Regions from separate parts of the Homo sapiens genome. Here regions 2 and 3 are each linked to region 1. A link is an interaction called in ENCODE POLR2A ChIA-PET data of the cell type or tissue named here. Cell type or tissue: CD4-positive, alpha-beta T cell. All regions are shown on one strand.

Evidence for each region. Peaks named below come from ENCODE experiments on the same cell type or tissue, not always from the same donor. Only the 100,000 strongest peaks of a DNase experiment are listed, where the experiment ranks them.
Region 2: POLR2A ChIA-PET joins it to region 1 with 8 read pairs; 4 of 35 experiments call an interaction of 5 or more read pairs at or near these places.
Region 3: POLR2A ChIA-PET joins it to region 1 with 5 read pairs; 5 of 35 experiments call an interaction of 5 or more read pairs at or near these places.

The regions. Positions count from the first base shown.
Region 1 is chr6:111,971,233-111,975,232 of GRCh38, forward strand. No RefSeq gene overlaps it. Among named protein-coding and RNA genes, the nearest start is that of LINC02527, 64 kb to the left of the region's middle. In CD4-positive, alpha-beta T cell, no CTCF peak of the experiment used is centred here; DNase peaks (open chromatin) are centred at 779, 1,709, 2,279 and 2,909; H3K4me3 peaks cover 723 bases; H3K27ac peaks cover 2,911 bases.
Region 2 is chr6:112,025,758-112,029,757 of GRCh38, forward strand. No RefSeq gene overlaps it. Among named protein-coding and RNA genes, the nearest start is that of CCN6, 26 kb to the right of the region's middle. In CD4-positive, alpha-beta T cell, CTCF peaks have their summits at 3,672 (motif pointing left) and 3,872; DNase peaks (open chromatin) are centred at 2,354 and 3,654; H3K27ac peaks cover 3,164 bases.
Region 3 is chr6:111,841,554-111,845,553 of GRCh38, forward strand. The region is part of intron 2 of FYN (FYN proto-oncogene, Src family tyrosine kinase); the gene reads right to left. Among named protein-coding and RNA genes, the nearest start is that of FYN, 30 kb to the right of the region's middle. RefSeq lists an enhancer at 1,348-1,457. In CD4-positive, alpha-beta T cell, no CTCF peak of the experiment used is centred here; DNase peaks (open chromatin) are centred at 488, 2,298 and 3,978; H3K4me3 peaks cover 619 bases; H3K27ac peaks cover 4,000 bases.

The sequences.
Region 1 (4,000 bases):
GTACTATTGTTTCAGTCTCTCTTCAGATTTAAAGAGTGAGGTTCATCGTCTGAGCAGTTTAATTACAAACAACCTCTCTTAATTCCTGTATTGCTGGAGCTCAGAGCACACTCAGATCAAGGGAGACGACGTGCCACTTTGTACAGGGCTCAGCCTTGTTACTGTTTATCTGAGTAAAGAGCCCTCTTAACCTCGAGGCCAAGCACATTAGATGTTTTGTTTCAATTGAGTTCTCTGCAATGGTCCAGATTTCTCTTCATTTCAGAAATCCTCAGCACCGATATTGGGAAACTCTTGGCGTTTGTTTCCCCATCAATGAATGGGCCTAACACAAAGGAGAGTAAGATTCTTGGCCGTGAAGGACCTGGGGTCTGGAATAGATGTGCTCCATCTGCCAAAGCATTTTCCCCATATGGCTGAGATTTTTTTCCTACTAAAAAAAAGAAAAAAAGAAAAAAAATGACAACAACAACAAAAAACACTTACTCAGCAAACTGCACAGCAAGTCATTTGTGCCAATAAAATGACAGTCATCTTCAAGGCCACAGGCTAAAAATATGAATTATCAGGTAGAAATTGGCTCTAGGATAAATATATTTTTCTTCATTCCCTACTCCTTCCCACAATCAATCTCTCTCCCTCTCACTCTCTTTCCCATCCACACATGTGTGTGCATACTCATGTGCACACTTGCACACTCATAAAAACTGGAGTTTCCAAAATTTCCCAGTTGGTTGAGAAGCAGAACCCAAAGTTGGGTGAGGAAAAATGACTCATTCCCCTAGGTTTGGTTTTTACTGCCAGAAAGCAGATTTTCAGGAAGGAAAATCATATGTCCCAAGCCATCACCAAAGTAAAATCAATCAAATCCCCAGTGTCTGCCTCAGAATCTCCATGAGTCTGTGGTCTAGAGTCAGGCAGTGACTAGTGGTTGTGTGAGCTCCAGAATACTTTGCTTCGTCTTGTGGGATGTTATTTTCTAACAGCTATTGACAATTTTCATTTCCGCGTGGCAGGGTCCATGTGGTCAAAAGAACTTGACCTAAGCCTTATAAAATCACCAATGTGATGTTTTTATTTGGAAGCATGTTTTGCTGAGGCCATCAGAGTGGAACTGAGAGTTTAGTGGGCTGTGGTTCAAGGAACCACACTTACATGATGGTTTACAAGCAACTCAGCCTTCTCTGAAGGACGGCCTGATTTAGCCATAAGCGAAGAGTCTGGGCTCTGGAAGTTCAGTCTGAACAAAGACTGAGATAGGAATGCCTAGGGCATTTTTTGGGTCTCCATCTCCTCACCTGTGAAGTCATATGGACAATAATTAGTAAACAGGAGCACTGAAAGGATTGGCATTTTTGAAATGTTAAATGTTGTTTTCTTCAGCTCCAGCAACAACTGTTTCTTGTGACTTTCTGTGGGACTCTGAGGAATGTTGGGATGATAATCACAGGAACCAATGGCTGCCTCTGGAAAGCCCATAATTCTGCACATTCATGGAGCTTCACTCTGATTCCAAATCCAGAAAGACCACCATGTCACTTATGGAGACACTTGAAATCCTTTCCACATCTTCACTCATCACGCCTGGGGTGAGAACTAGGAATACGTGAATAAACCAATAACACGTTACTGAAGTCAGTTTCGAGTTTTGCCTGCTATGAACTTAGAAACAACTCCATTTCTCTCAGCACTAGATGGCCTGTTCAGAGTGTATGTGTGTGTGTGTGTGTGTCCTCATGTGTGCAGAGACAGAAAGAGACAGAGGGAGAGAACGCAATATTTAGTTTTGAAGATATTACACTTATAATTATGCTTTCAGAAGCCTGTTTCTGGGAGTACCACAGAACAATGCAGTTAGGTTACCCAAGGAATAAAATCATTAAATAGGGCCGTCCTCTGGTTTTTCCTCCAAACCACTGTCTGTGTGTTGTTCAGGGGAAAGAATCTCAGCTTATTCACAAGTGGCACTATCTTTCCACAGGATGTTCATTGTTTTGAAACTAGAAGAAAACCTCAACAGCTCTGAAGTATATAATTATGCTTTCTTATTACCCAACAAGAATGTTCTCGGGAGTGTTGTTGCGATGACTCGCTTGCGAGTGATCTGACGGAAGGAAGGGCGGCTGAGGAGGAGAGGAGGAGGGAGCAGAGCTTGCCTTCCATGCCACTTACTTTGTTGTCTGACAGCTCTCACAGATTTGTGGCTTGTCCTCAAGTAGACAGCCTAGGGAGATTTTTGGTCGAGGGTTCCCAGTCTCCTCCATGTCCCCCCACCCCCGCCCCACTGTTATCAGTGTAATAAGTGATTTCAGAGTATTAGGGGAGATTCCACTGCCACTGAATCATGTACAGACTCACGGCCAGATGATGACATCAGAAACATATGTGTTAGTCTGAAGGCAGGACTTTGCCTAGGAAATGAGAACAAGATCTCCAGCCGGAGAATTAAGGACCCAGAGGCTTAGAAACCACCCCAAGAGGAGAGCTTCTTTATCTTTCCCCTCCAGGCGGAAAGTCACCTAAAATTTTCTCCTTAGATGTTCACTGTGCTGTTTTTAAATATTTCTAGGAAAGCTCTTTTAGAAAGCTAGGATTTAAGTACTTCACAAACAAGGCAAAGTTTGCATGTAAGGGATAAACTCTGCATGCTCTAACTCATAATTACCATGATTTTATAAACCTGGCATTTCCTAACCAAGCTTTATTTTCATTTGGAGCAGTATCTGTAAGTGAATTCTTCATTAATCATGTTTGCCCACCCATATACCCACCTGTATTTTTAAAAGGTGTATTATTCCCAGATATGTGTTTATATAGACACATCACAATATTATTCCAAGTGCTTTTTATCAGGCCATGGGACACATTTCAAATCACTCTCTAAGTTGACATCATACTTGAGCCTTATGCAGACTGTGTGGTTTCCATAGTAACAAAATCACTTAATGGTGTGAGAAACATGTGGAAGATTATAGAAAAAAAGGAGAAAATCTGAATGGAACAAAAGGCAGGAGCTAAAGTCAAAATTTCTTGGAATGTAAGAAAATTTTTATTGTCGTTTTATTTATCTGAAAACATGAGTACAAACTCTCTTGATGCTACTGGGTATAAATTGTGTCAGTAAAGGATGACCTTTAAGCGTCCAAGGTCACCTTACCCCAAGCTATAGTCTTACAGATGCCTGCACTTCTCATTGTGTGTGTGTGTGGGTGTGTGTGTGTGTGTGTGTGTGTGTGTGTTTGAGCATATGTGTATTTCTGTATAGCTATATAAGTATATACACGTATATGCATTTGGAAGATCCGTGGTCTCTTTTTAAAAACTGGTTTCACCATCTTAGATCCGAAACAGGTAGTAAGGTACTTTCTGAAAGACTTACCTTATTTTCTCTTTGTGTACACACAAACACCAAGACAAGCTAAATTCTTATTTGGGTAAATAGTAATGGTGTACTTGGAAACACCTCTCATTCATTCAGTAATTTATTCATTGGAGACATTTATTGAACATCTCTTGTGATAGACAGAGTCCTTGTACCAGACAGAGAGCTGTAAGCAGACAATTATGATAACTGTGAAGTGTTATGTGGGTAATCTATGAAAAGTTTAGCATGTAATCTTCCTGGTCTCTTTCTTCTTCTTCTTTTTTTTTTTTGAGATGGAGTTTCGCTCTTGTTGCCTAAGCTGCAGTGTAATGGCTCGATCTTGGCTCACCACAACCTCCACCTCCCAGGTTCAAGCGATTCTCCTGCCTCAGCCTCCCAAGTAGCTGGGACTATAGGCGCGTACCACCATGCCTGGCTAATTTTTTGTATTTAGTAGAGGCGGGGTTTCACCGTGTTAGCCCGGATGGTCTTGATCTCCTGACCTTGTGATCCGCCCACCTCGGCCTCCCAAAGTGCCAGGATTATAGGCGTGAGCCACCGCTCCTGGCCCCTGGTCTCTTATTAGGTCCTCCCTGTGACAAAGAGCTCACATTTTCCATGTTTCCAGTCCATGGG
Region 2 (4,000 bases), 55 kb after region 1:
ACTGATCTAAGCACTATGTAAGTATTAATTAATTTAATTCTCATAACAACTCCATGAAGTAGGGACCATTACTAATATCATTTTTAAAAAATGAAACCGAAGCACAAAGAGGTTAATTTGCCACAGGTCATCTAGGGCTGCCATAACAATGTACTACAAATTGGGTGGCCTAAACAACAGAAATGTATTGTCTTACAGTTCTGGAGGCCAGAAGTCGAAATCACAGTCTCGGCAGGGATGTGCTCCCCGTGAAGATGCTAGGGAAAGATCTGTTCGAGGCCTCTCTCCAGGCTTTTGGTTGCTCGCTGGCTGGTGGCAGCATGATTCCAGTCTTCATGTGGCACTCTCTATGTGTGCATGTCTCTGTGTCCAAATTCCTCCTTGTTATAAGGACACCAATTCTATTGGATTAGGGGCCCAGCCTACTCTAGTATTACCTCATCTTAGCTTAATGAGTTACATCTGCAGTGGCCCTAGTTCCTTGTAAAGTCACATTCTAAGGTACTGAGGGTTAGGATCTTAGGAGGACATAACTTCACCTATAACAATTACTTGCCAGTTAGTAAATGGCAGAGCCAGGTCTTGAACCTAGCTCTGTTCTGTTGCCCCCCATGTATGGCTATGGTAGTGGCAGCTGTCATTATGTGAAGCCCAGAGTACTTATTCGCTTTCATTTCCTACCTTCATGGAAAAAAAGTATGTCATAGGAGAATAGAACTGTGGAAGATGTTTCCCAATTTTTATGACAGATTCTATGTGTTTTCGAGTGTTTGAATTGTATTTGTGACATTTTTGATGGCTTTCCTCTGGGTTTTAGGATTTACATTGGGGCATTATGGAGTACAGGATGGGGGCTGGCATGATTCCTCCTACCCAGAGACTAGCTGGAAAGCAAATGACTTATTCTTGCATTCCTTAACCAGTAAATAACTATCAAGGCCTCCTATTGTGCCTGGCAGCGTGCTGGGCACAGGAGTAGCTTGTGACCATATCAGACATCAGGCCTGTCCTCTTGGAGCTCACAGTCTTATTACCATAAACTGGGTCACTACAAGAGTGTGATAGATCCCTGGAGTGGGGTGAGCAGGTCACAGAGGCCCGAGACCAAAAAGGAAGGTGGCGGTGAAGACTCAGCTTTTAGTATTGATGAACGCCGATTACCATGCATGGAAAGTCCTGGGTACAGTTTCATATCTTAGAAGAAACAGTGCTGTGGATACATGTGGATAGCATTGAGATCACAGTACTTTCCTGTTACTGAGCGATGAGAAGGATTCAAAGAAGGTAGAGTGAGGGAAAACCAAAATGGCTGCTTTCCTGTGCCCCTTCTGTTGTGATTTTCTGTGCAATGCCTCTCGCCCCTCTGCCCTACCTGAACTCTGTGTAGCTGGGGTCAAAGGTCAAGCTAGAAAACAAGCTGCTGGAAGTGTCACGGCTTACACAGGGGGCATCTGGAGTCTGTTTCTTCTCCAGGTGGAATCCTTCTTTATCTCAGTCTCCAAATACTGGAAATCACACTTTCGGTCACACTCTCCCTTCTCTCATCTTAAAGCTAAAGGCACAGATGGCCCAGAGCACTGGTAGGGCAGAGAACACACCCAGGACAACTCTCATTTGTGAGAGAAGCCAATCCCAAATGAGAAGGTGAGATCTGGGGCAGCCAGCATGGTGCAGAGAGTGCAGTGGGGGGCCAGAAACACATCCCAGCCTGGAGAGAGGCAGGACAGGCGCTGACCTCAACAGGAGGGGCAGCCAGGGAGAGCCTGGGCACACCAGAACCCAAACCCTATGGTCATGAACTGGTTTTCACTAGTTCCTGGATGCTAAGGAGGTGGGATTGCCTCTCAGAGACCCATGTCTACCATCTGAAGTTGTATGTTTAGGGATTTCTACATGAGCGGTATGGTAACATTCATCAAATTCTGATTCTGGTTTATTGGTCCAATCTTTTCCCAAAGGATGCTTTTGGTACATTCTTAAGGTCCTTAATTAAATAACCCTCCCAGGTGTCACTTTAGTTGGTTGCCTGGATGGAGTTGACCTTACCTAATAATTCAAATCTACTCAGTGGCCAAAGTGAGAAAACCCAGAAAACTACACACCTTCCAGAATGGAGCTTAAACAAGGCTTATTTCAGTCTGAGTCTATTACACGTTATACCCCCACTTTACAGCAGGGACTGAGTTGATAATTTCTTTAACCCGCATAACACCAAACACAATGTCTTGCACATGGTAGGCATTAAATACATATGTTGAATTAAACCACATGTTTTGACGTTGTCAGTGAAACCTGCATATACTTGGTAGGGGTTTTCAGACACCCTGTTCCATCTTGCCCCATAAGGCTCCCAAGATCTATGAATTTTGACTGTCTAACCACATCCTGTTGTGCATGGGTACTTGCAGCCAAGTGCTTGCAAAAGCAGTTAACACTAGTGATAAAAGATCACCCAAGATAATGTTCTATAATTGCCTCCAGAGTAGGAGAGCTATTGCTGCTATTGTTTGGAAATTAAGTACAAGCTGAGATTATCCTTCCTGAATTTAGAAGAAGGCAGATTCCAAAAGTGTCTCTCATAGAAAAAAATCTCAGCATTCAAATTGGACTTTAAACACTCACATCTTGACAGGCATGATATCTGATACACAGAGTAGATAGCCCCAGTTAAATAACATGCTGCAGATCCATGTGTAGATTCTAAATCTTAGTGAAAAGGTCAGAGGACTGCCACCCTCCTCGTGGGAGCTTTGAGTATCATGTGTCTGGGTGGTGAATTCCCAGGTTGGACTGGAGGGGTTTACTGTCCTCCAAGAGGCAAAAATTAGGAGAACTTGGCTTCAGTCTGCCTTTGCAATTGCCTGCCTCTTCTTTTCAATCCCCCCTCCCTTCCATCCAGCCCTCAGAACTCACTTTAAGAACGTGAGGGCCTCGAGGTCAAGAGATCGAGACCATCCTGGCCAACATGGTGAAACCCTGTCTCTACTAAAAATACAAAAATTAGCTGAGTGTGGTGGCATGCACCTGTAGTCCCAGCTACTCAGGAGGCTGAGGAAGGAGAATCGCTTGAACCCGGGAGGTGGAGGTTGCAGTGAGCTGAGATTGCGCCACTGCACTCCAGCCTGGGGACAGAGCGATGACCTCTGGGATATCTCCCTAGATACTGAAGTCGATGAAGCTTGGACAGAGTAATGGGTTTTGGATTTGAACTCAATGATTATATCTAAAAGTCACTACTGGCATCTCCTTCCTTTATATTGGACAAATAAAATGCAAACCCAACTGATACAGCTAAGAAGTATGGAATCCAGAGAAGCCACAGACTTACACCAGTGTGAAATGATCGTTCGGTCACGTGGCACAGAGAAAGTGCAAAAACATGGAGTCTTCGTGGAAAGGCCCTGCTTGAGCCTTTCTGTCTATCTGTTACACGTTTCCTTTCTCAAGCGTCTTACTGCTGGAGTCTCGCATTGTGGGAAAGGGAAGAGCTGTCGAAGAAAGGCCTTGATGTTCTTAACTGCTCCGAGGTTAAGAGCAGTTCAGACAAATTTAATGGAAAGACATTTAAAGGATCTATGGCAAGAATTATGCTTCCATTGTGTGCAGCCTGCTGAATTCACCGCAGCCATTTTGGACAACGCCCTCTGCTGGTGGTGGTTGCAGACTACTTGTTCATTAAGACAAGGACCTCTGCCCAAGTAGGTTTTTTCTTGTTACTATGTTGGAATGATTAAGATTGGGCTCGTCTACAAAGGGGCAGCTGCTTTAGAACTGGTCTGAGGGTCCGACAGATGTGTTCTGGTGTGGGTACAGATAGAAGGCAGGAGGAGTAATAGGAGAGAAATGCAAGGTGCCTGTAGTTCTGTCCAGGAAGTTTTCTGAAGACATTTCTTCTGCTGAAGACTTTGCTTAGGAGGCATCCTCCTTAAACCAGCACATTCTTCATCTGAAAGACTTTACTGTTTAAGATTCAGAAACCGGCTAATTTACTGCTCACTCT
Region 3 (4,000 bases), 130 kb before region 1:
ACGTGGGGCAACCGAATAAGATAACATGTGGCCTAAAACAGTGGTTGGCCTACCAGTGTTCGTTAATGTGTAAAGAATGAATGAACTGTTCTATATCCAGGACTAAACAAGGAACCCTCAATTTTTCAACTCTTTCCTTGAATCACGCTGAAAATATTGTTATCTGCAGTTGTTCTAGATCAGTTATCAATATCCTCCTAAATTTAGAATGTCTAGGAAGAGGGATTTTTTTTTTTTTTTGGAAATTCAAATTGGCAGAGGGTAGGTATATTTTTCTTCTTAGACAGCACCGCTTAGTTTTACAATCCAGGGATTTACATAAAAGAAAGCTGGTCAGTTATTACGCATGATACATAACAACTATTTTTGGGCCAAGACTAACAATGATTGCCTTTGAGTCTAAAACAGAATTCTAAGCATGTCCCTTCCTCCTAAACACACACACACACACACACACACCCATGCATGCATTCTTGCTCTTTCTCTCCCTGCCCGCAAGTCAAAGCCACTTCCTTTTCCTGGTCCCCAGTCGCCAGAAAAGTGGGTTGTGTGAAACGTGACCCTTACTCAGTTATACACTGAGGCTGGGTCACTCCGTTGCCTGATCACCAGCAGAATGGGTCAATCTGTGTGTGAGGTTGAGAAAGGTAAATGAAGAATGTAGGCCACTTTGGCCTCCTATAGTTTCTGAGGCTGGCAGCCTGTAGTACATGTATCAGGGAGGGCCTGAGGAACAATTCCCGTCTGCACATAGGAACTGCCCTGTCCAGTGTCCATGGGTTCAGAGGCACCAGAAGCACCTGAGTCCTGCCCCTGCAACCCGCCCATGCCCACTCAGGAAGCAATGGCTCCCACAAATGGCAGGGAGTTGTGCTTATGCTATTCTTCCCTTCCTCTTCTTCACTCTCTCCCTCACCTCCCTTAAGCAACCAGTACACGCATTTGCGCGGTACACCCCAAAGCCAATGTCCCCCTATTCACACTGGAGACACATCCTCATGTCACCCCAGCAACCAGCACTGTGAGGCCTTTGGATACCCCATGTAAACACTGCTGGCCTCTGACCCCGGAAATCTTATTCTTCCCACAAAAGAAAAAACTTGTATGAATTAATTTTCCCACCTCTTAACCAGCTGCATAGAAATCATGCGGACATGGCTTTAAAGCTGGATTCCTGATGCGGCCTCAAATTTCTAACCCTCGATTACTTAGAATTAGATTTTCCCCCCACAAGACAATTATCCCCACACTAAGAATCTAGGAGGTTTTTTATCATTTCTCTTGGGACTTATTAAAACCAAAGAAACACTGAAAAATGGAGCAACTTCCATGTACATTCTACATTAACAGACCAACACATTTCAAAGAACTCACTCACTCAGAGGAAAAGTAAACAATTCTAAGGCAGGAGGTAATTTTTCTTTTTACTTTTCTTTTTGAATGACAATTTTTGTTTCGGAAGGCCTCTGTGTCTATCAAATAGGCAGTAGTGTTTGTGGCCATATTTGTGGCCTGAACGCAGCTGTCTAAACCCTGCAAACAGTTGGAATGACACTGCAGGAATTCTCGGTCTCACTGAAACTGCAGAAATGGCAGGGGCCTCTCTCATGGCAGGCACTGAAATACCTTTAATCACACCAGACAAAGGCCATCCAGGATGCACGGAAACCAAACCTCTCTCCTCAGCCCTTTGAGAGTAGTTGAAGTGGATATTATTTTAATCAAATCCTTTTAAATCACTAAATAGGATGACTCCATTTAATTAGCTTTTTACACAAAAAGCACATTTTTGTTCTGATACAACTTGATTACATATTTTTCAATTTTTAAATGGGTATGGGTTTCACTTTTTAAAAATACACTTTATACACTTAAAGCAATGATATCTGGAACTGTAACCCTCAAGAATTCTAAAAGATTCTGTGGAAAAGAAAATATTTGCTTTAATGTTTCCCTTGTGCACTACTGCGTCCCCCTCTTTTATCTTTGAACTCTCTTTGCTTGCCCAGATTAGTTCAATTTTAAGAATGATCTGTTCATTTGTCTGCTTGAAACTTTGTACTTTTGGGGAGCAAGTCAAGGAATGATGGTCTTATCGCCACATAATGCTATTAACAAGCATGGTTTCCACTCATTCATGCCTGCTCAATTTTTTAAGAGGGCCTACTATGAGTTAGGCACTAGGCTTGGCACAGATAAGGATTCTGAGCTGATAAAGCCTGCAGTTCCACAGTGAACACTGCTGTCAGACAGTCACTGCACAGATAACTATGCAACCACAATGACAGCTTTGAAGCGGCCGTGGCGATAGGGCAACCCCATCCAGCCTGGGCCTTTAGGGGAGTGTCAAGGAAGAGCTCTCTAAAAAGTAACAAATGCCGCTTTCTTAGAACTTACGAAACTTAAAAAAAAATAAGGCACACAAACATATTGTCTCAAATATTATATAAACTCCAAAGTAAGGTGGGGTATGGGAAGGGGAAAGCTCTGAGCCCAGACAGATCTGAGTAGAATCCTTACTATAACTACAGCACCTTGAGCCTCTCATAGCTCCCTCACAGGACTGCTGTCACAGTGAAGTGTAACATAGATGATATAAAGCACTCTGCATAGCAGAAGTTCAATAAACCATAGATATTAATTAATACAGAATTTATGCTAACTTGTCTTTGAGCTTTAGCATGTCAAAATAAAGCTAATTTTCCACTTCTGTCTTTACAAAAACGTTCAACTAAAAGAGGAAACTTAAAAATCCACATGAAGAACAAACACTGTAACTTTGGCAATTTTTCTCCACTGGAGTTGGCCAACAGGTATCATTTACTTATACAACAGATGCACATCCTATATTAGATTCTTCTGGATAGGTAAACACAGACAAAAAGAAAAGTTGATAGATCCGTGTTCAACAGTGTTCTACCAGCAACAGAAAAAGGTTCTGAAAGTGGAACTTCTAGAATAGAGCTTTTAAAACAGCAAACTCCCCTAAGGCAATGATTGTTTTTCAGGTCATCAACTACTTGACTGAGGAGAGGGTGCAGGCAGAGCCTTTCAGAGGTGCCTCAGACTCACTCCATCCAAGCAGCATTTCTACCCGTTTAGCTTCTCTTAATCTGGATTCCCTGTGCACTTACAGACATCCACACCACGGGTCAGTCACCCGTGTTCACTCTTTTGTTAGACACTCATTGCTCCTTCAGTCCCAATCCATAACTGGTCTTACCTGGCATTCTTTAGACTGGTGGCCAACAGCCCTTTTTCCATTTTAATTCAAGACCCAAGTCAGAAAACAAAAACAAAAACAAAATGTATTTGGTTTGTGTTTTTCAATTTAAAAGCGAGTAATTTTACTTGGTCCTGTGAAAGGGACCACTTTACTGATAAGAAAAATGAAACTTGGGGAGGAGAAATGATTTTTCTAAGGTCTAACAGGAAGTTAACAGCAGAAGTGAAGCAAAATTGAACACATTCCATTCAGTGCCCCCCACACCCCACTAACTGAGCCCTGCTGTTTGCCCGGCATGGGGCCAGGACTGGGAACCCAGATGAATGGACTTCCCCCTCCTGTGGCTGCAGGATTCACTGCCTGAGTTGGACAGGGGAGGGCAAGTCCTGCAGTCTGGGGCAAATGCCAGGCATTTCTTTGGGCTCCAAGGCACAATACTGCCCTGAGGGGGCTCCTGGCACCCATAGGCTCTTGCCTGCTGTGGACCTGGCCTAGTCCAGAAGGGTCACAGTATACTGACCTCCCATAGGCGACAGTCTTTGCCAATCCCTGGCTTCCACAGCCAAAACCTGAGTGCATGCGGATTCTAAAAAGGCTCCTTCTGCCTTGTCCTAACTAGAGCTGTGTTATTTCCCCAAGTTGCCCTGGTTTGTATGAGCTGAAAAGCCCGTGACTAGCAGTAGATCACAGGCCATCCTGCAGAAGCTAGGTGCCTGCATGGGGTCAAAGGTCAGGAGTTACTCACAATTGTTCTGGAACAATGTTTCAGATAGT